Linked DNA regions of Homo sapiens: regions 2, 3, 4 and 5 are each linked to region 1. The links are chromatin loops, found by intact Hi-C in ENCODE. Cell type or tissue: endothelial cell of umbilical vein. All regions are shown on one strand. Each heading gives the region's core, and the rest is flanking DNA. Links, peaks and the distances in the headings are about the cores only.

The links. Hi-C counts contacts between places; a loop is a spot of excess contacts. Peaks named below come from ENCODE experiments on the same cell type or tissue, not always from the same donor. Only the 100,000 strongest peaks of a DNase experiment are listed, where the experiment ranks them.
Region 2: it touches region 1 in a loop (11-fold over the local background); 13 of 110 quality-filtered maps call a loop at or near these places.
Region 3: a loop joins it to region 1, with 2.7 times the contacts of the local background. A loop is called at or near these places in 11 of 110 quality-filtered maps.
Region 4: a loop joins it to region 1, with 16 times the contacts of the local background. A loop is called at or near these places in 4 of 110 quality-filtered maps.
Region 5: a loop joins it to region 1, with 8 times the contacts of the local background. A loop is called at or near these places in 2 of 110 quality-filtered maps.

What each region holds. Positions count from the first base shown.
Region 1 is chr3:148,072,508-148,078,928 of GRCh38, forward strand. LINC02032 (long intergenic non-protein coding RNA 2032) reads left to right here and starts at 5,652. Exons shown (of 2, transcript NR_134937.1): 1 at 5,652-5,750. In endothelial cell of umbilical vein, for the core only: CTCF peaks have their summits at 3,803 (motif pointing left) and 5,011 (motif pointing left); DNase peaks (open chromatin) are centred at 3,784 and 4,984.
Region 2 is chr3:147,381,812-147,388,232 of GRCh38, forward strand. ZIC4 (Zic family zinc finger 4) reads right to left here. Exons shown (of 5, transcript NM_032153.6): 5 at 4,235-6,421. ZIC4-AS1 (ZIC4 antisense RNA 1) reads left to right here and starts at 5,051. Exons shown (of 2, transcript NR_046703.1): 1 at 5,051-5,288; 2 at 5,508-6,421. In endothelial cell of umbilical vein, for the core only: CTCF peaks have their summits at 1,997 and 3,136 (motif pointing right); no DNase peak of the experiment used is centred there; H3K27me3 peaks cover 4,590 bases.
Region 3 is chr3:147,940,234-147,946,654 of GRCh38, forward strand. It overlaps LOC124909496 (a long non-coding RNA gene), which reads left to right. Exons shown (of 2, transcript XR_007096280.1): 2 at 326-470. Among named protein-coding and RNA genes, the nearest start is that of LINC02032, 130 kb to the right of the region's middle. In endothelial cell of umbilical vein, for the core only: no CTCF peak of the experiment used is centred there; a DNase peak (open chromatin) is centred at 3,538; H3K27ac peaks cover 1,287 bases.
Region 4 is chr3:146,637,029-146,643,449 of GRCh38, forward strand. No RefSeq gene overlaps it. Among named protein-coding and RNA genes, the nearest start is that of PLSCR5, 35 kb to the left of the region's middle. In endothelial cell of umbilical vein, for the core only: CTCF peaks have their summits at 1,898 (motif pointing left) and 4,019 (motif pointing left); DNase peaks (open chromatin) are centred at 4,013 and 4,463.
Region 5 is chr3:148,943,992-148,950,412 of GRCh38, forward strand. All of the region lies in intron 2 of LOC107986045 (a long non-coding RNA gene), which reads left to right. Among named protein-coding and RNA genes, the nearest start is that of GYG1, 44 kb to the right of the region's middle. In endothelial cell of umbilical vein, for the core only: a CTCF peak has its summit at 3,460 (motif pointing left); a DNase peak (open chromatin) is centred at 3,450.

The DNA of each region.
Region 1 (6,421 bases), core at 725-5,724:
TTCTTTACTCATATTATCATTGTAGATATACTTCAAGATGATCACAACTGATAAACAAATACCGTGCTCTGTAAGGTGGAAAGGAAATTTGATCATGTAGAAATTATCCACCAAAGTCAGCTATTTTATGATAAATTTAGATGTTGTATGATTGCTTTAAATAACAATAGAAAAAATGATTCAAAATTTTGGAAGCAGAATGGGAGAGCAGGAGGAAAGGAAACATTCTCAAGTGCTTCATTTGGTTCAAGTGACAATGACATATCAAGTAAGCGTATTATTCATCAAACATTTTTTTTGTTATAAAAAGTTCATTTCATTAATAAGTTTTCATTTGTTGTTTCACTATTTCCTGAATGCAAAGGCATGGTTAAAAATCCAGAATAATATGTAGCTTTGATGAATTAACTTAGAACCAATTTGATGAACTTTTTTGCTATGCATTTGTTAGAAATGAAAAGACTATAGTACTTACAGAATACAATTGCTGGATTCTTAATTTTGCACAGTAAATCTTAAACAGATCTGTTTTTTTTTTGAATATTATTCTTAACCATAGAGCTCTTGTCAATTCTGTTTTTTTCTTAATAAAAAGTTGCTTTCAAAACACTAAACATTTTTTAAAAACTGAAAACCTTATTATGAATTTGTTAACTGCATTTTAAAGTGCAAGAAGATTTAGAGGTTATCTAATCCCATCCCTATTATTTTCCTTGAGAGACAACTGAGGCTAGAGGAATTAAATAATTTGTTCAAATTGCATAGCTACTTAAAGGCACTTAGAGGATTTTCATCTCAAGAAATTTAGAAAAAGAATGATACCCTGTAGTATCCATTTCCTTCAACTTTTCTAATTAGAATTACTCTGAACTGTGAAGCTACAAAAGCTCTAAGAAAACATTGATGTCTTCTTGAAGACAAACTAGTAAAGCTTTATGTATATAAATCTGTGTGTGTGTGTGTGTGTGTGTGTGTGTGTGTGTGCGCGCGCGTGCGCGCGCGCTCGCGCTGTGTCCTGTGTATTTCTGGGGATGAGTGGACATATCCAATTTATTTTCTCAGTCAACTTGTTTTACCTATAAGTATAAATAACAAATATTTCATGTTGTTGGCCTATTTTGCAGCTTAATGCCCTTTTTTATTAGGAATTTGCTTTTTATTCTTTCAGAAAATGCCTCATCTGAAAAACCACAAGAAATGAGATTAAAAAGCAGAAAGAAAGCATATATCCAGTAACTTTAATAATAAAGCACCAGAACTGTATACTTCAGCTATTCTGATGATTGTTTTGAAAAATGAAAAATTATCTCAGAGCAACGTGGTAAAACTTCACTGTATATTGTGATTCCCCTGTTGTAACCATGGCTGATGCCAACACATGTTCTGCATAAGTAGAGAAACAAAAATTGAACTCAAAATGCCCCAAGAGTATTGTCCTTCATAACACCCTGGTGTCCCGTGTGTGGCTGAATGAATAACAAATGACTGAGCTATTAAGATACTAAACAAAAGTCATCTAGGCCCATAATATTGATGTAATAGCATCTCAATACTGTATTTGCTTTCAATAGTTTGTGTAGAATAAATTTTTCTATCTAAAAAAGAAATCAAACTGAGCTTGGTGGTAATTGCTTCAGGAATTTTATAAAAAGGGAGTCCAGCTGTAAGTCTTTTTCGTAGTTACACATGTTTAGTATGACAGGTATATTAACAACTATGTGATTGTGCAACTTCCTACTTTATTTTTTACAAGGTCTAGTTCTAGATGTTGATGTTAGTCTTTATGAGTTTAGCTTCTTCATCATTAACTACCAAATTTACAACTAATATGGAATCCATCCAATAGTTGATATATAAAGCATTTATGGCTGTACACCCAGATCTCTTTCAGCACGATTAAAATCAGATTTTCAAGTTGCTTTGAGAGAGCTTGAATTAAGAACACTCAAGTTTACTATATAAGCGTATATAAGTGTATATTTTCTTTCTCCACAGAGTCGTGATCATGAGGGAGTTTATCATTGTCATTCCTAATGTCAACTCTGGTCCAGGTGATGTGTTTGTTGTACACATAAGTGTGTTATATGTGGGGTTGTGCCCACAGGGATATAGTAAAATGAACCATACTACTCTGTTTTCATCATATTTCATAAATATCCAAATTATAGAGACATAATAAAAGGTAAACAAAGATTCTCCCATTGCTCAACATTTATAATAGTTCATCTATGTTTCAACATAGTGGCCCTCGCTACCATGAATATTTTCTATAATATAGTATTTGAGATGCATTGATGTACTCAGATTCTAGAAGTCCCAAGAAAGCTGCATCAATTTACATAGTGCAGGCAGATGTGATGTGAGCACCACATTATATGCATGTAATTTTGTATATTTCCAATCCCTCTTTATGTTAGAAAAAGCATCCTAGTTTAATGTTATTGAATTATTACTTAGGCTCCAGATTCACTTTAGAAATATTTTTATAGAGAGAAAATATTTTTTCACTCAAATTAACACATATAAAATAGAAAGAATAAGGCACATAAAGGCCATGGGCTGCATTTTGCAGGGGATAGGTTCTGGTTGAATGAGATCTGGGATGTGTGCCAAATTAATAGAAAAAATCCTGTTCTTCCTCTCCAATAGCCACAATGTTCATTATTAAAAAAAAAGCATACGAACCACAGGATTTGATTTTAATAACACCAATGTCTTCATTAATCTGTACGTTCCATTTAGCCTCATTATTGAGCAAATGTTGAATTAATGCAGTATACATTATTGTTGGATTTTCCTTGCAAAACCTCTTTTCTCTCTTTTATCATTCATTCAGAGACCATCATGCGTATGTCATGTTTTTACACAGGCCTGAAGCCCTCAGAAATTGAACTCAAAATTCTTCCATCTAGTCTAGGAGAAGACTTTAGGTTTGAGAAATCTACAAAGGGGTGTGAGAAACAGAACTGCAGATTCCCATTCAAAACCATAACTATTTTTCTGTCTTTTTAATGCTGTCATGTCAAGACACCTGCAACTGAGATGATATTTCCTCGATGGTCTCTGGGCCTCCTTCTAAATCAAGAGTGGTGATAGCCAACACTGCTTTGTATCTGCGAAACAAATAGTGGCCTTTGTCCAGCACAAGTCCCTAAACAAACTTAATCTCTCTAACACTGTGACAGATGACATTTAGATGTCCTTGTTACCCTTAAAATGAGTTTTATTGACAATCAGAGAACAAAAAGAAGGCCCAGATAAAGCCCAATGTTTTATAGGCTTGCTAACAACATCTTAGTCCAGAGGGTGAGGAGAAAGCCTGAAGTTGCCCCCATTTTCCCCTGCTTTGCTATATCACCATGACAACAGATATAGAAATCACTTAGTGACTCCTAGAAAGAAAACACAGTGACACAGTACCCCTTGTATGGCGAATCAAACTAAAGCCTTCATTCAAATGGCTATTCAGCTTGGGCATTCATGTAGAGGATAGGGTGGATTTTACACAGGTAACTACAAGAGAAAGGCCAGCAAGCCCTCCAGCCACAGCATATGGCAAAGTCTCTGTCTAATTAATGCATCCTCAATAGAATTTATCCATTTTAAATTTGTTTTCTTTTACTTGAAACATCATTAATGTAAAGGGCAACATTAATCAACATCATGGAACTTAAAAGGGCATTAAAGAGTGATCTTTTTCCCTATGCAACAAGAATCTTTTCAAGTAGTTGTGTTAACTGCAGCAGATTCAAGGCACATTCTGAGTTTGTAATCAGAAGGCAAATCTAGAGAGGCCTCTACTGGCGAATCTGTCTCTGTGCAGTTGTCCTTGCGGAACTGCCCTGGAAAAACAAGCAGGAGAATGACTTTCGGCTTTTTTTTATTGGAAAGTTGCACACCAGATGGATGACCAATGAATATACTGTATAAAACATTGAATAATGGCATTCACACTTTTGAAGCTGTCATATCTAACTGCTTATTCTCAGGTAATAAAAGGACCCTCAAGCTCTGATGTATGAGCTGCTTGGACTCAAAGAGATGTTTTAAGATTATTCAACAAAGAAATAACAGGTAATCTTTTTTTTCTTTGTACATAACGCTCCCATTCAAGTTTAAGATTTAAAACTATTTTGATATGAAATTGTATTTCTTGACATTGTTTGTTGGGGAGGCACACTGTTCACACACATATCCATATATCTCCCACAACCAACTAAAAACTGAAATAAAATCTTTAGATGAAACTAAAGTGCCCATGAAATATTTTGATTAATCAAAAAGCGAAAGTTTACTGCTAAGATTTCCTAGGAAATGTGAACAAAATATAGTCCCCTCAAGTGATATTTAACCTGAAAATATCATTGCACTATATTTTCATGAAATTAGGCTGAAAATAGCTTCACTGCTTTGTGAAGTCACTTTTGGGGGAAAAAAAGTAAAGATTTAATTTTTCCACGAGAAGTTGAAAGTTATTTAATATTTCCTAGGATGAAGATACTTATGATGTCTCTATATAAGGAAGCTCAGGGACTTTTCTCTTTGAAAAAAGAAAACCTGACTCCATAAATGTCTTTGTTCAAGTGTGGAATATTATGGTAACACTACATGCAATCTTGAAACTTTTCAAAAGGCAAAACCCTAATCCTCTTGTTTTACAACATTTTTATATCCAATATTTTTGAAATCTGATCATACCGAAATACTATTCAAATTACATTTATTCTCTTATATCTTTCAAAAATTCCATGAGTTATTTTTTGCTGTAATATCTGATATCTCAGGGTCCCTTGCCAGCATATTGTTAGTAGGGTCATTTCACATTTCAAATGTGTATTTCAAATGTTTAGTTGAGATTTTGAGATAAATTTGACCAAGTAACTTTTCACAGGGTGGTTTGGTTAGCATGGCTCAGTAAATTACCTTTGGATCATACAGGTAATTCTTGATCTTAAAATTAAATTCTGTTAGATGGCTTGAGATCACTACCTTTTAGTCCCAGTAGTGACACCTACTGGTAAAAAGAGAACAAAAAATAGTTTTAGCTTTCTTTCTGCTGTTTTAGAGAATCTTAACCAGGGACTCTGTTGTTAATAAATGTACCTTATTTACGATTTGTTTTCAGGTCTTTAAAATACAACTCTACATTACCAAAAACTAATTAGTGAGGGGGAAAACCCAAACAGAATAATGCAGGTATTTAATAAGGAAAAAGAAAAAAAACTTACTAGCAGAGGAGTATAGTAAAACTTAACACCAAATAGTGTAGAGAATATGTAATTACAATCTTTTGAGTTTTTATATATTGTAGAAAATGAGAAGCCAAGCTTTAGCAATAGTTTTTCTGAAAATGCCACATTTCCCAGTTAGAACTGGAAGATGAAAAGGTCAAAATGCTGTAAAAAAATTACTTAACATTTTTTTGTTTCCACAAATGTTTATTAAATGTTCTATATTTAAGAAAGAGCAAAGTCAATCCAGGAAAAAAAGAAGAATATATGCTTGATAGCAACCCAATTGTCAATAATCTTTGAGGATTTATGCTAATTTAACCAGAAATGCTCTTTCAGAACACGGATTTATCACATGTCATAGAACATTGAAGTCACATTAGAATGTGGTTAATTTCTCCACTGAGCTAGAAGCACATGGTTTGCAGAACATTGGCTACAGTAAGAACATACTCTGCATCAGAGAGGGTTCAACATTAACAACGTCTGTAAAAACAGAATCACAGCTGTCAAGAAGAGGTATGATCTTTATTTCTCCTAGAAGCTTCAGTGAAGCTCCTCTTTAAATTACATTTGCTCTTAATTTATAATATTATGACACTACACATTCCAGTTTTTCATAAAGCACATGAAGTCTTATTTAATAAGAAACTGTTTTAGATAATTATCTGAAGACCCATATAAAACTTGTATAGTCTTTTTTTGACTGCTAAGTAATTCACTTGTTAAACTATAAAACACAGCATCAATAATTTTAGAATTTTACAGTCATATGAGATAAAAATGGCAGACTGGAAAGAAATACATTTCAACCCAGGTTTAATTGGAATGAGCCTTTTTATCAAAATGCTCCTAATATTTCTTTTAGGAAACTCTAGGTCTTTGTTAATATTTCAGCTTACAAAGAAAATACAGCTATCAGTATCCCAAAATATTGTTTTGCCTTGGGGATTGTGGTCAGGTATATAGTAAGGCAGAGAATCATTTAATCCATGATACACACTTGTGACTACTTTTGTGATATCACTGAAAGGAAATGTGTGAAAATGTCACAAATTACTCAGCAGACAGTTAGCTATATTGGTGTCTTTGAAACCATGTTTGGCTCTGCTGTGTGCTTTTGTTTGTACAACTTGAGCACATGCTTCAAAATGTCATCCAAATTACAAGCATGCAAGGAATGAAGTATT
Region 2 (6,421 bases), core at 509-5,508, 690 kb before region 1:
ATTCATGCAGTTGCCGCAATGTTCTCAGCTCTCACAAAAGTGTTTTTATGATTCGATTTTCTTACCTCTTTTCTTAATTAAAAAGCTGAACCGTTAGAATAGCACCTGCATCGGTCCTGACAGTGCCTGCATACTAATTCCAGAGTCTTTACAGCTTGCAATTATAACATAAAATCAGAGATTCAATAAAACAGAAGGATTTTGCTCCCAAAGCCCTGCTAATCCCCTTTTAAAAGGGTCTGGTGAAATAATTCACAACAGTTTCCGGAAGTTGGATTACCATTCCTTTTTTTTTTTTTTTTTTTTTTTACTTTTTACAATGAAATGATAATTCACACTTTTAAAAAGGCTGTTTTTCTACAACAGGTTTTTATTTTATTTTTTTTTATAAAAGAAAGTTTGCCAGCCTTGGGGGCAATAGAAAACATTTCACTATAAATTTCTTACTCACTAAATGCAGTGGCAGGAAATGTAGGGAAAATTTTGTGGTATGTTTGAAACAATTTTATCAGGTGAAAATGGCTAAAGTGTGATGAGGAACAGCTTATGTGCATCAGGCAACTCACTTCTCTCAGAGGAAATAAACAAGCAAATCTTTTGGGGGAAGATGCCTATTTTTCATGGCTTAGAAATATGAACATTTTAGGAAAAACATTTTTCACCGAGATGCTGGGTGTACTCTTTAAAGGATTAATGAATACATTAATGAGTTCAAAAGCTAGAGGCCTCTGTTAAACCCTAAGTAAGACCTTGCAATGACACAAATCAAGGACCTTGAGGTGTCAGTAGTTTCTCTTTAGTTTTTGGCAAAGAATACTATTCTCATGTGGCTAATCCTGTCTTACATGGGCCAGCCTTCAGTCATAGACAAGGGAAAACCAAATCATCCTTCTGATAGCCTATATACATCATCTAATGTTGTTATTGGTGGATTATTTTTTCTTATTTTTGCAATTCTACAACTACATGTCACAGCTATGATGATAGGTAATTTTTAAATTTTGCTTTATTCTCTCTGCAGACATTTCCCAAGGCTGTTCAAGTTCAGGATCATGTACAGCTTTGCTCACCTTGTTTTGAATTGCTTTCCCTGCATTTTGGCTCACGTAGTCTACACTGGCTCTAAATGAGGGGGGGGTGGGGAAGAAGGCAGGACAAGTTTCAAAGTGCATCCTCATGGTCACATTTACACTAGATTGACCTGTACCCATGCCCTAAGGTACTTTTTTTCTTTCTCTTCTTATCCATGCAGTTGCTTTGGATGTTTGCAAAGCCACTGGGCAATTTGGACAATTCAGGGACAAAACTCAAAACCTCCTCAAAATGTCTACTGAATTTCTGTTTTTCCTGAATGACTTTGGGTTCTGAGCTCCAAAACATTCCTAGGAATCTCCCGCTTGTTTTTCTCATTGGAGATATTTGGGTGAAAAGGCAAACCTATCCTGATGCCTAGAAATGAAGTTGGTGAAGTACGTAATTTTGGGATCTTCAGTCACTTGTTGATCAAGATGTTATTAATTTTTCTGAAATGAGGATTTAGTAAGAAAAAAAATCATGATTGTGAAAAATGTCCTGATGCCTTCTTGGGAAAAATGTACTTTTTTGTGACTTTTGCCCAAACACCCTGTCCTCAGCCCCCTAGCTGCCTGCCCCCTCTCTCAACTCGCATTTTCCCACCTTACACACCCAAGACTTGAAAAGCCCAAACCGCAGAGGCTTATGATAAAATAAATTGACACAAGGCAGACTGAGCCATTGTGTTTACTGAAATGCCAGTCTTAACAAGTCATGGGGCGACATTAAGGCAATTGGTTTCTTCAGCTTCGTTCCTCACCAAAATAAACTCAATTCTCTCTAATTTTTCTTGTGCCTTTAAAAACTAATTTACGTTTTTGTCTCAGTGCCCGGGTGCCCTGGGCTCTGGAACTCTCAGAGAATAAACTTCTCAGAGAGTTAGTCTCAGAGAACAAAGTGACATTGGGGCTCTCAGCTATTCTTCGGATTGCCTGAAGGAGGTGCACGCTGCTATGGAGTTTAGGGCTCCTGAGGGCGCCACAGTTTCTGCTAGGGACTGAAAATATTCACCTGATTCAGTGAGGAGCTAGGGGAATGTTTCTGAAAGACAGAATACCAAGATAAGTAATAGTAATAACAACTAGCACTAGCAAGTACATTCTAAATGTTTAAAGGATTATCTTATTTAACACTCAAAACAAACTTGCAAAGGAGGTTCATTTTAATTTCATTTTACAGATGAAGGAACTGAAGCACAGAGACGTTTCATCATGTATCCAGGGGCACAGGGACAGTAGGTGTACAAGAGGGCAGACTGCCTCCTCTTATCCAAGATCTTTTCACCAGGCCAGCACAGTTTCTACCTGGTGCTCTAATTAGGAATAGCGAATAAAAGAGCAGGATGAGGTGTAGGGATCATTAGCCGACTAAAGCGCCCCCAAGCTTCCCTGAGCATTGTCAGTTCAGGGTTGGAGGCGGGTAACTTCCCCAGAAAGCAAATGAGATAATTCTAGGGTGAGGCTAGCCAAGGGCACTTGGGGACCAGTAAATTCAACCCTCTGTCAAAGGTTACACTATTCAACTCTGCCAAACAATAATGACTCAAAGGAAATCTCACCTCTCCTAGTGGCTGGGGCACTGAGGTGTCTAAGAGCACTTTCTCTTTCCTCTTCTACTGCCTCGCAATTAGAACTTGGAAGGTTCAAAGACAGGCCTTTGCTTCTCCAAAACTCTTTCGCGGAATGTCAAGGACAGCGGAGTCTCCCGGGCACCCTGTCTTTTCTCTGCATTCTAGGGAATGATTTAGGCCTCAACTCCTGGGCGCCCTCTCGTGCAAGGCTTTCCTGGGGGAATGGGAAGGTGTCGGTAGAAGGGCTGGTATCCTCTCTGGAGCCATGGGCAGGCACAGCTGTGAAGACTCCAGGCAGCAGGATTGAGCGGAGAGCTCCGAGCCCCAGAAAAGCCTTGACTGGAAGTCTCGAGTTCATTCCTAATCCCCACCTGCTCCTCACCACAATGCTCAGTCGGTTAAAGAGCTTTAATGAGTGCTGTTTCTCAAAGAGGCCGGGTCGAGGAGAGGCCCCTCTAACCTGTCCGCGAGACGGAGGAAGGGGGCCCTTTCGCGAAATGAACGGGAGGGGGCGCTAACTCCAGTGTTAATGCCCAGGGACCTCCTTTCTCAGGGACATGTCTTGGTTTCCCCTCATGGCCTCCTTTATCACACCTGCGCGTCTCTCGCGCGCCGGGATCCTTTCTCCCAACGTTTTACCCAGGACTGCAGCCCTTGCCCTACGAGTTGAGTCTCTAGTGTGTTATCTAAGGAGACCCAGCATTCCCACCCCAGGAGTCGTTGTCTTCCCACTCCATCCAGCCCCTTGCTCCAACCAAGCCCACGGGAACCAACTCCTCAGGAGTTAAAAAAAAAAAAAAGTGTCAGGCGAACTGCTCACTGAGGTGGCTCCTGAGCAGTAGGTGCAGAGGCAACAATGTATGCGGGTATCTAGAGGTCCAGTGACCACGCAGTGGAGGAGGGAAGATGGCTCTGGTGATTCATTTGAAATAAGTCTCCCAGTGGCTGGGCCAGATAAGAGTGTGCGTGCATCGGATGCTAAAACTCACCAGATATCTCAATCGGGGCCCAGGGAAGTGTCATGTGGGCTGTAGCCTCCCAGTCTTCAGGCATAGGCCTTCGCGCAGGTATCTGAATGGAGCCTTGAGGTCTGAGCAATCACTTCTCCCAGAGGGGGCAGGGTCCAGCTAGGAAGATCTCTGCGGCCAACTGTGCCTCAGACACTCCACCAGCGCTTACTCAGGTCTTACAGCCGAACTGTCCTGTCTTTTTCTTTCCTTGTTTTGATTCCCACCAGCTATTGGACTTTTCTCTGGGAATTCAGGGGTGGTTATTTGACGTTGCTCTGAGCTGGAAATGTAGAAAGGTAGCCTTTCCTGGCAGACACTGAGAGGATCCTTTCAACTTTTTCCATTCTATAAAGTATTAATAAATTGGTTGATGATGTCAGTGCCATTAGGGTGAAATTGAGATGAGAGAAGTCTTTCTCACAATGGCTGCTTTAGGGGGTCCCTCCATTTTGCTGTCCTGAGACTAGGCCCCCAGAGATATTTGTGTGAAGCGGTGAAGAAAGACTGAGGAGAGAATTGGAGGCTTCTGGAGGGCCTCGAATCTCGTCCAGGATGAAGAAACAATAACAGGACACCAGGATTCAAAAGAGGAAGAGAAACATCACATTATTTATTTCCAAAGAAAATAGCCAAATGCAGCGCCATGTACACAAAAGCCTTTGGAGGGAAAAGGAATCACAGATTTAATATCATTTACATTTATATATTTACAAGATCAAGCCATGGCTTTCAACTTTGTTGTTCATTCAACAATCACTTTCAGTCAAACAACTTTTATTTTCAAGTTAGTTCATAATTTAACTGACACTAAAGAGACAGATGATAAATCACAAACAGTGTGGGTAGAGAGGGTACAAATAGTCTAAAGATTTCAGCCAGGCTTTTGTGTATATGTGAATTATGATTACAAAATGTTTGCCTGTCTGTATAATTCACATTCATTGCAATTATTACATTTTCTCATAAATTAGCAATATAAACAAACATATGGAGACCTTCAGTTAACAAATAAAATCAATATCAGGAAGAACATTTTGCAGCAACTATAATAACAGCATGGGTTACAGCTTGGAAAAACTTCTTTACAAGCCATTTATTCAGCACACACAGAGTAGGGGGACCAGCACATCCTTATTTATTTAAACCACCTTTAAAACCACCACAGGAGTTTTGGGGAAACCTGAACTGGGTGAAAGTTTCTTTGCTGGGCACAATATAAAATGAACAACTTCACACGTGAATGAAGGGAAGGATGGGCATTTACATGCATTTTCGATCACTGTGTTGTAGACCAAACCTTCTAAACTTCAATTGCCAAGATTCTGAAGGAAACAGGAAATTAATAAAATATCTCTCTCCTTCAGCTATTCTCCTTCTTATTAACGGCAGAAAGGGCTTGTTGATTGCTGCTAGTGAGAAGAAACACACAATGGGTCTATTTTTAGCAGAGGTGGCTTTGAAGGAGCAGGAGATATTAACAATTGCTTGGCTGCATTCTTAAGTTCCAAGGATCCTGGGCAAGAATATTAGGAGCCTGAGGGGTACCCAAAGGAAACCCATCTATGTGACCCAACTTGGGCTGATTGAATGCAAACCAGAGCAGAAAGAAGCAGAAACACAATTATGGACTTAGGGTATGTATTCTGCTTGCACCCTCTCTGCATTCTTTTCCTCATGTCCCAAAGCTTGTCCCGAGGGCCCCCCAACTTCTGCATACTTCACCAGACCAGGCCCTGACCCTGATGTCTAGGCATTGCTTTTGTTTATCCCTTAGCAAGACTTAGACCTAAAGTTATGTATTGATGCAGTGTGTGGATATTGTTTTAAAAGAAGTTTGATTTTTATCTCTTTAGAAACGGTTTGAAACTAACGGGGCAGAGGGAGTTTGACAGAGAGGAGAACAAATCGCTGACAAAGAACCTTTTACGTTTCATCAGCGTTGTTAGGACGACAAGCAGGAATGTCTCAGATAATAACTCCCACTTCAAAGATTTCTCAGCTCAATAGAAAGCGGACCATCCTTTTTATTCAACCACAAGGACTGGCACTAAAGAAGACTCCACTGTTTGATTTTTTTTTTCACTGTGTTTATTTTTCCCCTATTCACTGGGGTACTTGGATAAAATAAACAACAAGACAATTAAGGGAACATGGACTTCTAACTTTCCTGCCATCTTCCCCACATCCCCTTGGCCTTGGGCTCTTGAGTTTGCATCTAGGACTAGTCCAGGCCTAAGGGTACCACACACCCTGCCTTAGAAAGAAACAAGTTTCAGGGGCCGCAAGAGACTTTTGGGATGGAAAGGAAGAAGAGTGGCACGGAAAGCCAGAGTGGAAATTCCCAAGGGCACAGTCTGAACTCCTCAGACTCCCCCAGGGTGGCTCCCTTCCCCCCAAGTCGCCATTAAATTTAAGCCTCCATCCTACTCAAGAGTCAGAAAGGCGATTTGCACAAAACTGAGCTTGGAATGCTCATTTGTTAAGCTTCGGAGGCTGCTTTAAAATCTTTCACTCCTGATCCTGGAGCCTCTTTGGGGTGCAGTCAAGATGCACAGAGTCCTTGTGCTCCTCCCTTTCCTGAAAGTGTCCCCTGCGCCAAAGCCTCCCACATCAGGGTGCAGAGTGAACCCCTAAACGTGGGCAAGTCGGGTTCTAGAAAGGAAGTATATACTGGAGAGCGCAGTGACAGTATTAAATGGCGTGAAAGCAAAGGTCAGCGCAAATGTATCTTAATAGAGTGTCTGTAGTGAAGTGTGCCGCCTTTGAA
Region 3 (6,421 bases), core at 703-5,702, 130 kb before region 1:
GGAAATAAAGTCACAAATTAGGAAATAGAGTATAAACACAAAAAGAAAAAAGCCTCTGAGATATATATATATATATATATATATATATAGATATATAGATATATATATGCACATACATATATTTGCGCATACATACATTTATAAGATATATATAAAAAAAGGGGATGTGTTGGTGAAGGTTTTGTTACATGGGAAGTAAGCTGTAGGCTAATACGTAGAAGTAAAAGGAGTAGTTTTTGTCCTGAAATCTCCAAGTTGGAAAGGACTTTAGAAAAAATCTAGTGTGTCATGAATGACCACATCTAATACTTTTCTTTTTTTAAAGGGTAGCTGCAAAGTTTTGGAAAAGACCTCTGCAACAACTGGAAGCACAGTGTACCCAAGTGGTGGGTCTCGTCTGTGGCAATATAATTTTCTATCTGTCCAATTGAATATGGCTGTAAAGGGAATAAAACCCCATGTAATCTCCAGCAGTGACAATTTAATCAGTTGTATAAGGGGGAAAAAAGCAGAGTCCCCTCATTTTCATATTTGCATATTTGATTTTTGCATTGGGGAATAGAGGTTTTGTTTTTCTATTACTTTGCATTCAATTTTAATATTTAATCTTTTTATGAGCAAATTTTTATAGTGGTATGTAATACTGAGTCAGACAGGTCTAAAATAGAAAGGAAAGATTCCATTTCTGAAATCAAGCCCCTGATCCAATATGCTTTGTGTAACATTTTTCCTTGTACAGAATCTATGTGCCTAACATGGCTTGCATGCTCCCAGCTTCTGCACGTGATGCATCTGCTATTAACATTCAGAGATTCACCCTGAAAATGAAGGCAACTGTTTGGAGAACAATGTAAAATGATGAGAATAGACCATCCTATGACCCCCTTTTTACATTAATATTTCTTAAAATGGTAAATCTTATTGATTGCATCTATTTCCAAGGAAGTAGGGTTTCTTAAATGCTTTATATACACAGGAGCCAGTTTTTATGAGGTTATAGAGGAGCAGTAAATACAGTAAGATTAATAAAACTTCGTTGTTTTCACAATTGACAGAATGATATTATTGCCTATAGGGTAATAACAGCTTATGGGATTGATTTTAAGATGAATAAGATGCAAGTAATTCGAACTTATCATCAATTACCCTTGGTTACTCCCATGAGTATGTATCTAGCCAAAATGGTGTTGGATTTGAATTACTGGGACATAGATAGCTGTTTCTTTATGCATCAATGCATTCTAGCCTCCACTTGCGAAAACTCCAAAAGTATGTTGGGTAATTTAAAAAAATAAGGATAGTACTCTACTTGCTTAATGATTTAGAATTTCTTTATAAAAAGTGAACTCTGAAGTCAATATTTCACTGGAGAGGGAAAGAATAATGATTTTAATTCTATGTAATTTTTTTAAAGCTTAAAAACAAGTTTTGAAATGTTTTATGTACTAAATTTAATCTATGTACATATTTACACACACATATATATACATGTGTATATGTGTGCCTGCATATATGTGTGTGTATGTGTGATGTGTGTGTGTATATAAATGTGGCCTAAATGTTGCCAACCAAATTTTATGAGCAATAACTACATTTGGAATTGTGAAAATATGAGCCATAGGATTTTATTCAAAAACAGAGCAGTGAGTCTTTTTAATGTACATCTATGAAAAGCATACCAGTAGCAGTATACAGGCATCATTAGATGACAGGTATAAAATCCTTTGGGCAAGCACTGATGCACATTAAATTCAAGTACATAATATGTCAAGTTTTGAGTATGTTCTTGTTTATTTAAATCTGCATTCTGATGATGATCTTTTCAAAGAGATTGCATATATATGAATATGTGATCTAGTGTTTACATATTCAAATTAACCTGTTTCTTTGAATATGGTCTAATGATTGAATGATCTCCCAAACATGGCAACTCCTCAGGGAAATATATTGATGCCTCAGCATATTTCCTCAAGGCCTGGAGAGTACTAGATATGACAAGGAGTGCCTTCAAGCATGGAAGCCCTGCTCTACCTAAACGAAAGTCCTAGGCTTTAATCACAAAGGCTAGGTTCACACTAATGCAATTAACCATATGATTGCTTTCGAAGGAGCCTAACCTCATCAGCATCTTTCCTTTAGGCAAACTGACAATGCTGGATCTAGTCAATGACTCAAGAGAATTTGATTAGCTAAGAGGTACAAGGCTCTGCATATGCAGTCACAAATGCACAGTAGGAATGTTCATCTCCAACCTATCATTTCACAATCAACTATAAATTTAAGCAATTAAGGTAAAATAATTGTTCCATGAAATAATTAAGAGTTGACAATTATCAGGATGAAGGTGAAGACTACATCCAAATGAAAATGATCTGTTTTATAGTTTGTTTGTTTGTTTGTTTATTTATTGGGTTGTGTGCTTGTTTTGTTTTGTTTGAGGGAGGATGGGAGAGGGCCATGATAGTTAAAACTAAAAATAAGATTTACTTGGAGAACTGATGAGGCACAGTGGCTCACTCCTGTAATCCCTGCATTTTGAGAGGCCAAGGCAGGTGGATCACCTGAGGTAAGGAGTTTGAGACCAGCCTGGCCAACATGATGAGACCCTGTCTCTATTAAAAATACAAAAAATTAGCCAGGCATGGTGGTGGGTGCCTGTAATCCTAGCTACTCTGGAGACTGAGGCAGGACAATAACTTGAACCCGGGAGGCGAAGGTTGCAGTGAGCCGAGATCACACCAATGCACTCCAGCCTGGTCAACAAGAGTAAAACTCAGTCTCAAAAAAAAAAAAAAAGAAAGAAAAAAAAAGATTTACTTGGAGAACTGAAAGAGGTAAAAATCCCTAAGGAATATAATTTGTAGTTGAATAGGTAACTTTAGATATGTGTGTGTGTGTGTTTGTGTGTGTGTACATACAGATACACCTATGTGTATGTGCGTGTGTACTTTTTTAACCTTATTTGACCTTGCGACTTTACAAATCATTGCTGGACTTGATAACATGTTGTAGGGCCAGAAAAGGTATGATATCTTTCCTCCCCATCATAATAATCACAGCTGACCCTCCTATCACAAAAGACAGGTTAATGAGAGAAAAGCGTAACACATTTATTTAATCAAAGTCTTATGAGTCATGAGAGCCTTCAGAAATGAAGCCCAGTCTCCCAAGGGAAAACTGTCCATTTTTATGCTTAGATTCAATGATGAGTGAACAGTCATATAAAAATATGATTGAACAAAGAGAGAAATGATCTAACAGAAATATACTGAGTGGGAAAAGCCAGCAAGGCTTGTCTGTTTGGATTCTACTTGGCCTGTCTGTTGTGGCATTTTTTCCTCCTGGATATAGGGCAGGACTCCTTCCAGAATAAGGTTCTTCTCATCTTCTTTGAGACAAATTAGGTCATATAATTTCTTATGGACAAGATTTTACACAAAAAGGCAGAGGAAAGTTAGGGTAATAATTCTAGGTTTTACGGCTTGGTTTGGGGAAAAAGAGTTCTAGTTTCTATGACTCACTTGGAAGAGGAATTCTGGTTTCTGTGACTCACTTCAGGGAAGAATGAGGGGCAAGAAACAGGAGGGCAGGAGAAGGTCAGAGGCATACATTAGTCCTGATGCTGCTTCTGAGGCCTTCCAATGTGCTTTAGTTCTAAGTAGTTGGTATGTCAAAGTGCTGTACTTTGGGTTATCTTTTTCTGAACCCCCCACAAAATCAAATCTGAACTAGAAGCTTTCTAGCATCTTCTTCTTAATGAATCCTAATAAAGACATTTCTACTGGCATATGGATATAATTTTTGGTTACTATCTATTAAAATTATTTCTCCAGGCCAGGAGCAGTGGCTCACACCTGTAATCCCAACGCACTGGAAGGCCGAGGTGGGCAGTTCACTTTAGCCCAAAACCTAGAGACCAGCCTGGGCAACATGGAGAAACCCCATCTTTTCCAAAAATGACACACACAAAAATTAGCTGGGCATGGTGATGAACACCTGTAGTCCTAGCTACTGGAAAGGCTGAGGTGGGAGGATGGCTTCAGCCAGAAAGGTGGAGGTTGCAGTGAGCCATGATCACACCACTGCCCTCCAGACTGGGGGACCGAGAAAGACTCTGTTCAAAAATATATATATTTCCCCAAAAGTGAGCAATTAAAGAATTTTCAATGTTTGCAAAGTTTAAAAGCCTAGTATGAATGCAAAATCTAGGTAATAGAAATTTTGCATGGGAATTATCATTTCTCAGCACTTTCTTGAAAGCAATAGACAACAACTGACATATCCCTTCAAATGCTAAGATATTTATGTTTCCAGAACGTATTGTCTAAAAATCTGAGAGACCGTGTGAGTCTGATGAGCTGGGCTGTATCCCATTCTGGAATGTCAATGTACATATTGCTATGAAAAACGTATTGAAATAATGAAATTGGCTTTCAAACAGATTTCCATGATTTGGAATTCAACAGTTATTTTTGTCATCTTCAATGAAAGAAATTGCACCAATGATATTTTACTCTTGATGATGTTGGGAGCCCCTGTATACATAAAGCACTTGCACAATTAAAATGGAGGCTTTATTTTTATTTATTATTATTTTTTTGAGACAGAGTCTCGCTCTTATTGCCCAGGCTGGAGTGCAATGGCACGATCTTTGCTCACTGCAACCTCCGCCTTCCGGGTTCAAGCGATTCTCCTGTCTCAGCCTGCCAAGTAGCTGAGATTACAGGCATGTGCCACCATGCCCGGCTAATTTTTCTATTTTCAGTAGAAGTGGGGTTTCCCCATGTTGGCCAGGCTGGTCTCGAACTCCTGACCTCAAGTGATCCACCCTCCTCGGCCTCCCAAAGTGCTGGGATTACAGGCGTAAGCCACCGCGCCCGACGGGAGGTTTTATTTTTAAAGGTGTTAGAATGATTGGTTTTTACTCAGAGACTTGTCACGAAGTTGGCCAAAATGTTAATCTGAAACTTTTTTTTAGGCATCAAAATCTGGTGCTTTAGGCAGGCACAGTGGCTCACGCCTGTAATCCCAGCACTTTTGGAGGCCAAGGTGGGCAGCTGCTCAGGAAGCTAAGGCAGGAGAATCACTTGAACCTAGGAGGCAGAGGTTGCAGTGAACCGAGATCGCGCCACTGCACTCCAGCCTAGCGACAGAGCTAGACTCTTGTCTCAAAAAAAAAAAGTAAAAATCCAGTTTTTTTTTTTTTATGTTCAAATATTCAGACGAATGACAAAACAGTTTATCCAGTGATTTGGCAAATGGTGTTTCAACCAAAGTTTACAATCATCGCAGCTCCTCATGTTCAAAGTAGAAGGTTCTGAGAATCCAGATCTGGTAAGGGTGTCTGCGACATAGGAAGCAAGGCACCTAGGAACCTGAGCGGAAAAATAATCCTGAGGGGACCAAATTCTCTCACTATCACTGGCAGAACAAACCTGGTGGAGAGCAAAACATGTTTGTCCTCCTGTTTTACAGAGCTGATCTTTCTTTTCTTTCTTTCTTTCCTTCCTTTCCTTTCTTTTTTCTCTTTCTTTCTTTCTTTCTTTCTTTCTTTCTTTCTTTCTTTCCTTCCTTCCTTCCTTCCTTCCTTCCTTCCTTCCTTCCTTCCTTCCTTCCTTCCTTCCTTCCTTTCTTCTTTCTCTTTTTCGCTCTTAAAAACAGACACATATAAATATATATAAAACCAGCAGTTACAAAGAAAACTTTTGGTACTATGGAGTATAACGGCAGCCTGTTGGAGGAATGGTAAAAAGATAAACTTGCCTGTACCATCCCCCCAGTCGCTGCTGGTTGCAGTAGATGAGTCTGTGTCTCCCCACAGCCCTATGCTCGCAGCTCACTCTCCTCCTCCAGTCTATTCTTGGCTGTGGATTCCCCTGTGCTCTTTGTGCACTTTAAGTTTAATTTTGCATTTAAAAACTCAATTGGCTCATCTGTTAAGCATTAAGCAGCTCCCTTTTGAGCCACAGGGGGAGCCCTGGGAAAACCCACAGCTGCTGGAACATGGAAAATGGGTTTAAAAAAACAAAACCATTTTGAAACTTTAAAGCATTTTAGCAGCCGTGGATTTCCCAATCCTTACCCCCCAAATGGTTCATCTGTTTAACTTTTATCTGGTATTGGAAAACGCAAACCAGAGCATTAAATAGCCCTCAAATGACTTTTTGTTTAATACAAAATGAAAGTAAAAGCTAAGCAAGCCATGTGGGAAGATCTTTGAGAGAACTATAGCCTGGAATACCTGCAAGCATATTCTCTCTCTAGTTACAGAAACAATTCTGGAATCTAGTCATGCTTGCTAGAAGCACAACCTTTCCCCTCTTCACTTACTCTCCCTCCCTTCCCCTTAAAACAAGGGAGAAAACCAGTCCAAACAAGTTCAAATCCCAGTTTTTAAAATGACAATAAAAACAATGAAAAA
Region 4 (6,421 bases), core at 1,014-6,013, 1.4 Mb before region 1:
CGTGAAACACACATCCTAGAGTTAACAGAGTAGAGAGAGATGGAAAATGCCTGATCGTCAATTTAACTATTGATGGGAAATACATAATGTCTATAACTTAAAAAAGTCAAGACTTTATATACCCTTGTGGTATGTATGAAAAAGCACATAAATTAAAAATGCAAAGTAAATTACAACAAAATGGTAAAAAATTAAAAATCACTCTCACTGGGGATTAGAAAATAGGAGTTCTTTGATAATTCAGCAGAGTAAGTAATTTAATTTGTAGAATAAGCATCCTTCTCTTTTTAAAATAATTTGTATAGCATTTTTTCTTTTGTGAAGTGATCAGCATCATCTTGATCTTAAATTTGCATAATGAAATAAATCTAAAACAACTGAAAAAAATGTAATTAGAATATGAATCTGCTCTAAGTGTAATCATGACTGTGATAAGTAAATATTTGATTTAAAAACTTTAGTTAACTATTTTTGAGGCAAATATTATGTGAAGAAATAGTAGATGCAATGGAAGAATAAAAAAAATTAAAACAGCATGACCAGTGTTCATTACATGCAAATGTCTGAACCTGTTGGACCTCAAACCCTGTATACAATGCCCCTCAAAATGCATGTTTACCTCAAGTGGGCTCTTTATTATCTTTAAATGCACTGTTAGAAACTAGCCTTATTCGACACAGTCTAGGGTAAGGCACAAGAAAGTTTAACTAGAATAGGTAATTGATTTTATGTCTAAATTATCAGAAAGTACATAATGTATGTATACGCTATGTATCAAAAAATACATAGTGTACACATATACCAGAGCTAAGAATATTTGCTACTTTGAAAGTGAAATATTTTCTTCATGTTCATTTTTTCAAAGGGATGTGGATTTTAGCTATGTCTATATTATAAAAAAGTATGCTCAGGAGTTGAAGGTAACTTTTTGTTGCGGAAAAAAACAAACCCTCAAAAGACTTCAAAGGGAAGTCTTTTTAAAACGAAACAAAAACATATTGACTCAGAGTTGGGATGGTAAATATTAGGTATGAATGTTAAGTAATTTAGGTTGGATGGTGTATTTATTCAGTGAGGGAGTTGAGATTGTGGTTGACTTCCCAACATCTGTGCATTCCTCACATACATGTAGGTGTCATGCGACTTACCAAATTGTCCCCAAATCCAACAGGAGATACTTGAGGGTTCCCAGGAAATCCTGAAATTCCTGCTCCTCTTGTCAGTTTTCAGAAACTTAGGTATATGGCAGCCAGTGCATTGCATTCCCCTGGTGACATTACTGGGCATATAACCAAATTGGCCAAGTTAGTCCAATAGAATGAAATTTTGGTGTGTTGTTAGGGCAGAGGTGTTTTCTTTCTCTTGAACTAGTTAGGAACAAGAAAATATGTGGCTTTGGTTGGTGCTGGTAACTATCTTAAAGCCATGCGGCTTGGAACTGCCTTAAACTGAAGCTGCTAATGGCAGAATGGTGACACCAAAAGAGCTGGTACTTAATGACAGAGTAGAACAGACAGATTATTCAACCCTAGACTATCTAATATATAGGCCCCAAATTTCCTTTTTGTTTAGGCCATTTTGAACTGACTTCTGTGTAAAATGTAGCTGAAATTATCCTAACAGATCTATAATTAGGGCAAAAGTTCGGATCCCTGATATGTAAGTGTCCAAGAACAGGTAGCTAATATTTATTACACTAAAATAAATACTTAAATTATTTTTTACTTACTTTTTTTTGCTTTTTCTTTAGATACACTAATAAAGCATTTAGTTAAGTGCCTAGCACAATGTAAATGTGTGTTTAATAAAAAGTATCTATACAATTAAAAACAGAAACTATAAATATTCATAATTTTAAAATTAAGAGGAGAAATTTTCAGAACAGAGCCACCTAGTGGGAAGAAGAATGTGCTATGAGGACAAAAACATTTGTTTTGATATTTCAGAGAAGTTCTGTGGAATAAAATTAAAGATGCAAGTAATAACTATTTTTATAAGATATAAATAGTATAAAATACTTTGCTAGTAACTTGTCATTAACATTTCATCTTTTACAGTTAAATGGTAAATGAAATAATTTAATCCATAATTATTTCTATACCCATATATATTATTAGTAAAGGATGAGAATACCCATGTTTGTGTGTATGAGCTTCTTATTGCCAAGAAACAAAATTCCCCTGTACAAAATTTTTACAATCCTTTTCCCCTCTTCTCTCTACAACAAGTCAGCAGGACACAACTTACTCCTTGGCTTTTTTACATCTCAGTCGTCCTGCGTGTAAATTACGGTTACTAATGATTCCTCAGATCACTGATCTATGGAACAACACTGATCAAGCATCCTAAAATTCTTGGTTAGCTGTAAATTAAAAGAAAATTTCTAATGACACATTTTTTTCTTATGAAATAAATGTATTTTTAGAAATATTCTGTAACATCAGTGAAACAAGAAAATATATCTTTATTTTGTAAATATATATAGCAGTATTCTATCAAGTTTGAATTTCTGTACTATAACGGCTTCATCTGCTTTGGGGGTGCACAGGTTTTGGGATCTTGAGTACAAGTGGAATCAGTGTACAAAAATGTTTATGAATAACTCAGTATATTTTCTTTCATCTTTGCTCTGTAATATCAAATATATATATTTATACACACACACAAACACACACATCTATATATATGACTATGATGTTCAGAGTACCTGTTACTTGTTATGTGGTTAATCATTTTTCATGTCTAACTGATTTCCTTGAAATGCATATTTATTATTACGTCCTCTTGAACGTTAGTCATGCAAACTGTAATGTAGTCCTAATTTTATGTATTTGTGTGTGTGTGTGTGTGTGTGTGTGTGTGTGTATTTTATACTCATTGCTTTCCAACTGATTTCTGAATGATGGAACATGTTTTTTTTTTAGCCAAAATATTGCTATTGGTTAGTTTTTGAAATGTGGTGTGAGGCTTTCTCTTTCAGTAGTGGTGGGTTTGTAAAAAGAACTTAGAATTTGTCTTGAATGAATTTCCTCATGATGCAGGGTACCCATATGTGAGAGGGCTGAGACCTTGCCCTCTGATCGCAGAATGATACAATGACATAAGTTAATTTCTAAGAAGATAGCATCTTTGATCTGGATTGTATGCTAATATGTAGAGAAGTTATCACCCTTATCACCTTATAAGTCAGTGAATGAATAAATAGTGCATATATGAGAATACTTCAGAAAATGAGTTAACTTTCACTACATATAAAGTTACAGATATAACATGAAGATATTACATGGTAGAAAAATAGTCACTTGCTTTTATCTTTATCACAGTAATTAATCAAATATTACCTCTTGGTTCTTTCAAATGTTGTGGACCCAATTGTTTAATTGTCATCAATATCATAGACAATTGAAGATTCTCTTAGAAAGCCACTTTGGGCCCAGCTGTCAGGAGAATGAGAATGTCTTATTTCCCCACTCTAGGCATTTCCATTAAAGGATAATCAGATTCCCACAAACCCTAGGGCTATTTGCCATTTGGATGGCAGGAACAGCTGTGGAGTCCAGAAGGTGTGTGTCGGGTTCTCCTACTAGGAAGGGGTTTGGGGGACTGATTGAGGGAGAGGCCTTAGGTTTGGAATAGATTAGGGAGGTAGCTCAGGTCTGCAACATAGTATTCAATAATACATAACTGTTCTGAGGGGGAGGGTCATCATATTCCTCACATATTGAAAATTTAAATTTAATAGAATGTTTTAAAAGGTTGAAATAATGTATGCATTGCATGTAGAGTAGATTATATGTGAAAATTAACATAGCCACCAAATAAAATTGTAAAGGGCATATTGATTCATACTAAAATGGAGATAGTTGGTAGGGGTTTAGGTAATATTTACTTCAGAAGATAGACCTTTATTTACTTCATATTTTAAGCACTTTCTTTAACTCAAGGAGATTCTCACTCTCAAATGCTGGTTTATCTGCATCTACATGGTGAAATATTGCCATCATGTGGCTAGTCCGTCTATCACACCTGCTTTCCTCTGGGAGAGATTGTATTTTGGGGTATTTTTATATGGTGCTTGAATGTTTGGGTTATGTTATATGATACCCATTTTATATGGGCATGTATGGTGTCTGTTGGGGTAATTATTTTCATAAGATAGAAAATATTTAAGCATATTAATTCAAAATACACATTAAATTAAATTTTCTGTTACTGTCACTCAATTGGGTTTTACTTTGTATCTTCTGGAGCTCTTAGAAATTTTCCTTTTCAGTGGGCAAATTATTCAAGTTGTAAATCTTAAACTCTTTGGAAGTGCCCTCTTAAGAACCCAGTTTCTTTTTTTTTTTTTTAATGTTTGTGTCTACTCTGAAAGTCACCACTAGTTACCAAAATGTCCATTTATTTGTATACAATTTGGAAACTATTTCTGATGCATACCCCATTATAAACAATAGGGGGCGATATGATGTCATGTTTTTGGTTTCTCTATGAAAGTATTTTTCATAGTATAAGCCCTGTTTATTTTTTTCTTGATAACAATGCTTCCCTAAAATGAAAAGCACATTTGTTTTATTATGACAGTACTGGCAATAAATATCAGCCTCCTTATACATACTTGGGAGATGTAATTTCTTAGAGAAAAAATTCTATGCCAGTTTATTAGTATTTCAATACATGTATGTATTTCTAAATTGATATAAATATCCAATAAACTTATATTTAATCCAGAGATAATAGTTTCCAAATATACGTTGGCTTGGTTTCTCATTAAATTCAGAAATTTTACCTTTTCAAGTGTTTTTCATTAATCTTTTTCATTATATATTACCATGAATGCAAAAATGTAGAGTTATACTTCAATTTTAGGTTAAAATCATGAAACTATGTACCTGGCCTTTTAAAAGTTTGAAATCTTTAGACAACAAGGATACAAAGTATTAAAACAAAAATTTTTTCAAAGTTACATGATTTTCTTAAATCAACTAAGAAGTTCTTTCAATGTAGGGTATTTGGATATTTTATATTTTCAAAGTTTATATGGGATTTAAGGTTCAGAAAGAATATAGGATAAAATAGTAATTTATAAGTTAAATATTTAAGTTCAAAATTGACAGTTTGGGATAGAAAAATATATGTATTTCAATGGGAAGCATGTTTTCCCTGTTTCTTCAAGTAGATACAAGTAAACTAAGGATAATACAACTCCCATGTGAGATTATAATTTCTGTCTCCCTCTCAAATAGAATCACAGTTGTCAGTGCTTTTAAATTTTTGTTAAAATTGTATATATACACACATAATGTATATATATATATGCACACGTAACTATTACATTATTGTACTCTCTTTATCTCTTCATAAAAAATAAAACATTAAATAATATTCTAAAGTCAACTTTTAATTTTTTTCCAGCTCGCAGTTCCCTTATCAGATAAAGTTAATCTTTACTATGAATTTGTTATATATGCTAACTTTTTAATGATTTAAGTAAAAGTGACTATAATATATTTTTCAAACATGTTTTTTGGCATTAGGAGCCCTAATTTTACACCAAAAAAAGGAATTTTTAAAAATACTTTATATCCATTTTTAAAAAATTTCAGGTTGGTTGCCTGAAATTAGCCATAATGCGAGAATTTACACCATGAAAATTAGCAAACTGTACACATCTTGGCTCTTTTTCCTTTTTCTGGAGAGCTCGCGTATTTCTTAGCTGGAGCAACTATTGGCATTTTGGTTAGAAAATGTCTTCTTGGGCCGGGCGCTGTGGCTCACACCTGTAATCCCAGCATTTGGGAGGCTGAGGTGGGCAGATCACAAGGTCAAGAGATGGAGACCATCCTGGCCAACATGGTGAAACCCTGTCTCTACAAAAATTAGCCAGGCGTGGTGGCATGTGCTTGCAGTCCCAGCTACTCGGGAGGCTGAGGCAGGAGAATCGCTTGAACCCATGAGGCAGAGGTTGCAGTGAGTGGAGATCATGCAACTGCACTCCAGCACTCCAGCCTGGCGACAGAGCAAGACTCCACTGAAAAAAAAAAAAAAAAAAAAAAAAGGTTTTCCTATCCTTGACAGGATATTTAGCATCTCTGTTCCTTGCCCATTAAATGACAATAGCAAACTCAAGTCAGCAAGTCAGTAAAAATGCCCCCGCAAGTTTCTAAATGTTCCCTGGGAGAATATCACCCCTTCCAAATGACACCCAGTCCTGCAGGGTTGACTAAGCAACATGCGGCAGTGCAGTAATGAAAACTCTCAGGCTGGGTCAGAACTTAGACACTAAGTTGAAAACTAAATTGAGACAAACTGATAAAAAGATTTAAATTATAGTCTGTATTGCTTAACTTGTTGGTCATATGGTTGGTCTTACTGATATGATCAGAATGTTCAAAGACAGAAAACAGGGAAACCATTTAGG
Region 5 (6,421 bases), core at 713-5,712, 870 kb after region 1:
ATGACAAATTACAGAAGAGTCAAGCTACAGGTTTTTTATTATGGAAAACTAAGTTTGCGTTGAAGTAAAAGAGACAGGAATCAATGATTCACTGGTGGAATATGGAAAAAAAATGAGGCTGGGAAGAAGCCAGAATGAGATTTTTATACAATGCAACAAACATGCCATTTAAAAAAAAAAAAAAAACTTTTATTGGTGCTTTTTCTTCATTATAAAAGTATATAAACTCTATGGTACACATTTTTAAAATTATATAAGTATGTGTTTATCTTAAAAAGTATAGATAAGTGACCAAATAAAAATTCAACCATCCTCTATTAAAGAAATACTACTGGCAATATTGCAAGTATATCATTCTATATATTATATAATGCGTAGGTAAACAGATGATTTTGTTTCAACAAACGTAAGGTCTGGCTGGGCACAGTGGGTCACACCTGTGGTCCCAGAATTTTGGGAGGCCAAGGCAGGTGGATTGCTTGACCCCAGGAGATCGAGACAAGCCTGGGCAACATGGTGAAACCCCGTCTCTACAAAAAAATGCAAAAATTAGCCAGGCGTGGTTGTGCATGCCCATAGTCCCAGCTACTCGGGAGGCTGTGGAGGGAGGACCACTTGAGCCTGGGAGATGAAGGCTGCAGTGAGCCGAGATCACATCACTGCACTCCAGCCTTGGTGACAGAATGAGACCCTGTCTAAATATACATTTTTTTTAAATTTTATATCACATTGTGCACATTTATATATCACACTTTGCATCTCATTTCACCCTCTGCTTCTTACAACAGTATGCTGAGGCCTGAGAAGATACCTGTTTTCTGAAGTCATTACCTACCTTTATGTTTCAACCACTCAGAGTGTGAGCTCTGTGACTGTGCTATGACAGACAAAGTTACCTGCATTTCTCTTTTGGGGCCCTCTTTAATCTGACTATTCCAGCTGACAAACAAGTGACCAATCATAGCACATTTTATTTCCCATATCGTAGTTAAAATAATCAATCTGGAAAATAAATTACACTGTGTAATGCAACTATACTCATCATGGTAAGTTGTTTAATTGTTTACGATCCACTACAGTACTGGATTTAAACTTTGTGGATATGGCACTCTATTCCTGCCTTAATAAATATTTTTAAAGTTATATCTATATGGAAGGGGCATTTTTCCTAAAAAATTAGGAAAGACATTTATCTCTCTTGAGAGAAAATTTCAAAACTAACCAATCTGCAGTTATCTAAAAATGAAACAGGATCATCATTTCTCCAGGCATGTGTGGTTTGTTCCCATGTTATACACACAAGAAAAAGAACAGCATCTGCTTAAGGGAAAGCCCTGATGGTAGGAATGAAAGACAGCATGGCCAGATTTAATGTTAAAGCAAAACTAAAACCTCCAGGATGGTACTTAAGTGAGTGTGATGGGAACGTATTGTTTCCTTATAATGATTTTAAATGGAAATTACAATTCAATCACAAATAAAAGTAAATTGTAGACAGTGAGGGGAACAAATCTGTTTCACTCGGATTCACGGTGATTATCAAATTAGCAGCTACTCATTCACCACTAACCATTTTCACTCTTCTCAGTCTCCCTAACAGCCCTGAACTACAGCTTCATGGTGATTGCAATGGTGGCAGCTCATCAAGACTGTATTTTAGCTGTGCTTTTATCTTCCATGTTTTTCTTGCTCATTGTTTAGCAAGGTAGAGGGGGGAAAAAAGCACTGCCCCTGTTTTAAAGGAGTACCTGCGCCTGTTTTAAAGGTTGTACAGCACCAGGTGAAGGACTAATATCTGGCTCCAGGCTGCCCTCCTGACCTGTCTCTAGTACTTCCCCTTCACCAGCCCCACTCTAGCCACACTGGTCTCCTCGCTGTTCCTCCACACACCAAGCACGCTCCTGCCTCAGGGACTTTGCATCTGCTGTTACCTCTGCTGGAACCCCCTTCCCACCCACATCCACGATATTTACTGCTCCTCTTCACTATGGTCTGAGTCCAAATGTCCCTTCGCAGAGAGTGTAGCCTTCCTTAACAGGCGCTTTCTAAAACAGCACCACCTGTCACTCTCCACCCCCTCACTCTGCTTTGTTTCTTCCTAAAACATTTATTTGTCCCCATACCTGACGTGATATTTATACCTAAAGGGGCATCTCTATTTTCTAATTTGTATTGATACATAATAGCTGTACCTTTTCATGGTACATGTGGTAACTTTATAGTCATATAATCACATCAGGGGAATTGGGATATCCATCACCTTAAGTATTTACCTTGTCTTGATGCTAGGCTATGTGTTTCTTTATTGAAAGAATCCAGTATCAGCCAGGAGATTCTGACAAAGGAGGTCCAGGGTAGATCTGGCCGTACATATGTTGAAAAGGTCACCAGGAAATACTGACGCACACCCTGGTTAAGAATCACTGGCTTAATGGCTATTACAGCTTCTGGGGTCATGAGGTCTTGATTAAAATTTCAGCTGGACGGGCATGGGATGGTACAGGTCTAGGCCCAGTCAGTGGCATGGTAGCAATAATACCCATCTCCCACAGCTGTGCTGAAAATAACAGGAGATAATGGATTTGAGCAACCTCCTGAACTGGAAAGTGCTATATAAACACTTATTATTAGTGCCCCATTTCTTTTCTGAAAGTGAATTCCTTATATTTTGAAGAAAGAAAAATTTTAAAACAGTAATAAAATATATTTTTATTTAGAACCCCAGACAATATTTCTGAATCAGATTGATCAAATCAGTTGCTTTCCTGTTAACTCAAAATTGTATGTCCATTTTTATCTCTAAAGGCAGTGCAAAGGGAAACAAATAGAACTTAGCCAATACTTGTAGCCGATCTAAATAATTCCAAATTCTGAAATTCGAAATATTAATAATAGCTAGCTGCGATTTGGCCTGCATCGCCCCGGCGCTGCTCTATGGGCGACGGGGCAGCCTCCCGGGCTGCGAGTTTCCTGAACGTCACCCGTGGGCCCGCTGCTCCATAAGGTGGGAAGTGGCAGCTCTGCCCGCGGCGCATGCCCAGGAGCGCAGACAGGTGGAGGCGGGAAAAGTGCTGCCTGGAAAGACTAGGACACAGCACTTCAGAAAGCAGCAAGCAGAAATAGGGCGTTTTGTAAACACTGGCTCTAATCACAGGAGAGTCCAATGTGATCTCCGAAGGGGCGGGGTCCTGTGTCATAAAAAGCAATCGGTGAATTGAGGAGGCTTCTCCTCTGGCCGCTGGCCTGCGTCGTTGAAGGAGTGGCATGTCACCTTCTGTGATAGAAATTAGTCCTCCAGAGAACTGATCTATGGTCGCCTTTTATGACAGATATCACCAGGAAAGGACTTAAGAACACAGAAGTGGGGATATTTTGTTATTCATGTTTATAGAACCAAGGTAATAAAGGTATATTTTATAGATGTGCTTCTTATGTCACTAGCCAGGTTTCATTGGATCAAGGGTGACACCTAGTGGGGAGACTGTGCTAAACTCTTATTTTCTGTCAAAAAATTCAAATTAGTTTGTAAAATTATCCCACATATAACCAAGGTATCATAAAACCAATGTCTTTTACAATTGCACCCAAAATCCTGTGACTTCAATCTCCATAGGAACAACAGAAAAAGGGGACTGACACACTGAAACTAGATTTAAACAAGCCAGAAAAATATATACGCCTATGAAGAAACAGAGAAGGAAAGGAAACAGAGTTAAACTGAAACCCTGTCTCTACTAAAAATACAAAAATTAGCCAGGCGTTGTGGCTTGCACCTGTAATCTCAGCTACTCAGGAGGCTGAGGAAGGAGGATCTCTTGAATCTGGGAGGCCGAGGTTGCCGTGAGCCAAGATCTTGCCACTGCACTCCAGTCTGGGTGACAGAGTGAGACTCAGTCTCAAAAAAAAAAAGAAAAGAAAAAAGAAAGAAAAGAAAAGAAAAAAGAGAGAAAACTAAGCTTTGTCCCAACCTTCCTCAACATGGTGAAAATTTTCCATCAGAGGGAGAGAGGACAATTAGGATTTGACTAGGAATCTGTGGCAAGGACTTTTTAACTGAAAGCAGGTGAAAAACAGTGGCTAGTGCTGCCGGAAGCCCTGCTGAGCAGCCTGGCCTGGGGCAGTTGTCCCCTTTGCCTTGTGGGATCCCTGGATCCCACAACCCTTGCCCTGCAATTCTGAAGTTCTGCAATTCACATGCCATGTTACACCAACCAGGACTATCTGGGGGCCACCTTGGGCTTCACACCCCAGATGCTATCACCATTTTTTTCTGACTCTCAAATCAGGGCATATAACCTAACACCTACCAAGTCAGACTATAAAACAGTCATTGAACTAAGTAAGGCCTGCCTCCAAAAATTTAAGATATTAACCTGTAACTATATAGATCTGTACTTGAGTTTTTTTTTTTTTTTTTTTTAGAGGATTCCCACTCTGTCGCCCAGGCTAGAGTGCAGTGGCGTGATCTCAGCTCACTGCAACCTCCGCCTCACAGGTTCAAGCAATTCCCTGTCTCAGCCTCCCGAGTAGCTGGGACTACAGGCACCCACCAGCACACCTGGCTAATTTTTGTATTTTTGTAGAAATGGTGTTTCACCATATTGGTCCAGCTGGCCTCAAACTCCTGACCTCAGGTGATCCACCCGCCCTGGCCTCCCAAAGTGCTGAGATTACAGGCATGAACCACTGGGGCACCCAGCCTATATTTGACCTTTTTGCTTTCCATCAAGAACTTATTCTGCTTTCTAATTCCCTCTGGGATAATATTTTGCTTTTTTTTCCCCCCTCAGGAATAACCATTTGCTGTCATTCAGGAAAAGGATTTTATCAGGTGCTAACAGTTTCCTATTTCTCTTTTATCCATGATTTCAGCTTTCTGGTTTCTCACCTCCTTCTCACCCACTCCCCTCTAAGTCTCTAAGTCACCTTCTCACAGGATTCTTGAGGCCCCAACACAGGGTTTCCATCTCAGAGTCCTCCCATACAGGGCCTTTCTTCCAGCTGTCTCACAATGATTCCTCTGAAACTCACCGAGTAAACATTAATTTGCCATGAAACAGCTCCCACTCGAGCATCTTCCATTCCACTAGAAGCGTGCACTTTATGACTCCCATGCCTGGTCTGCATCACGCTGTTGGTTTGCTCTGGCAGCCCTGTTGAGCCTAATGGTATAATTCATTCCCGTTTGTTTTATTGGTTAAATCAAATTAAAATGTGTATTTGGCCGGGATATAGTGTGCTCACTTGTGTGTATTTTAATTTACACACATGAACCCAGTTTTGAGACCCAGAGGCCCAGTTTAAAAATTAGAAGTTTTCAAAGCCATACTGCAACAATCAACAACAGTTAAAAGACTTCACAGACAGCAAATATTTAAAATAAGTTTAATTACCAAGAACTACTGGTCTTCGAGCCCAAGGAAGTATGACTCCCATCTGCAAGGTTCCCACACCTGATTGCAACAGAGTGACCGGATATCTTTCATAGATCTCCTGAGCTGAAGTCTCTAGGCAGGAACCTAGAATCTCTATTTTCCACAAGCTCTCAGCCAGCCCCACATATTTTTCAGTCCAGTGTTTGAAAGCACTGCTCTGAATTGCACCTCTTTCTCATCTCAGAATTGCTCTGAATTTCTCACCTCTTTCAGAAAGATTTGATAAAACAACTTCTACCAGTGTTTACCAGCCTAAAGTCTTGCATACCGTCTTGATTCTTGTCATATCTGTGTACCACCTCTACTGTAATTTACCTAATATGTGTATGCCAGTTGGCTTATATTTTTGCATAAATGAACTTAGTTGTTTAAAAACTATATCATTGCCATGAAATCACGACTTTGGTGTATATATATATTTTTTATTTATTTATTTATTTATTTTGAGACGGAGTCCCACTCTGTTGCCCAGGCTGGAGTGCAGTGGTGCAGTGGTGCGATCTCGGCTCACTGCAAGCTCCGCCTCCTGGGTTCACGCCATTTTCCTGCCTCAGCCTCCCAAGTAGCTGGGACTACAGGTGCCCGCCACCACACACAACTAATTTTTTTGTATTTTTAGTACAGATGGGGTTTCACCATGTTAGCCAGGATGGTCTCAATTTCCTGACCTCGTGATCCGCCCGCCTCGGCCTCCCAAAGTGTTGGGATTACAGGCTTGAGCCACCTTGCCCGGCCATATTTTTCTAACATACAATACAATAAAATGTACAAGTAAAAATTGCTTTCAAATGTTCTTCCCTGTAACAGTAAACATAGTTTTTACATCAATGGGGTAGCCTTACAATATCTGAGAAAACACTAATAAAAGGGAATAATCTGATCCCACCTTTCCTCCAAAGATGGCTCTAAGGAAAAATGTAAATAGGGAAGTTTTGTATTGAGGGCCTCATTCCTCATCCATGTTCTCCTTCCTTTAAACAGTAATC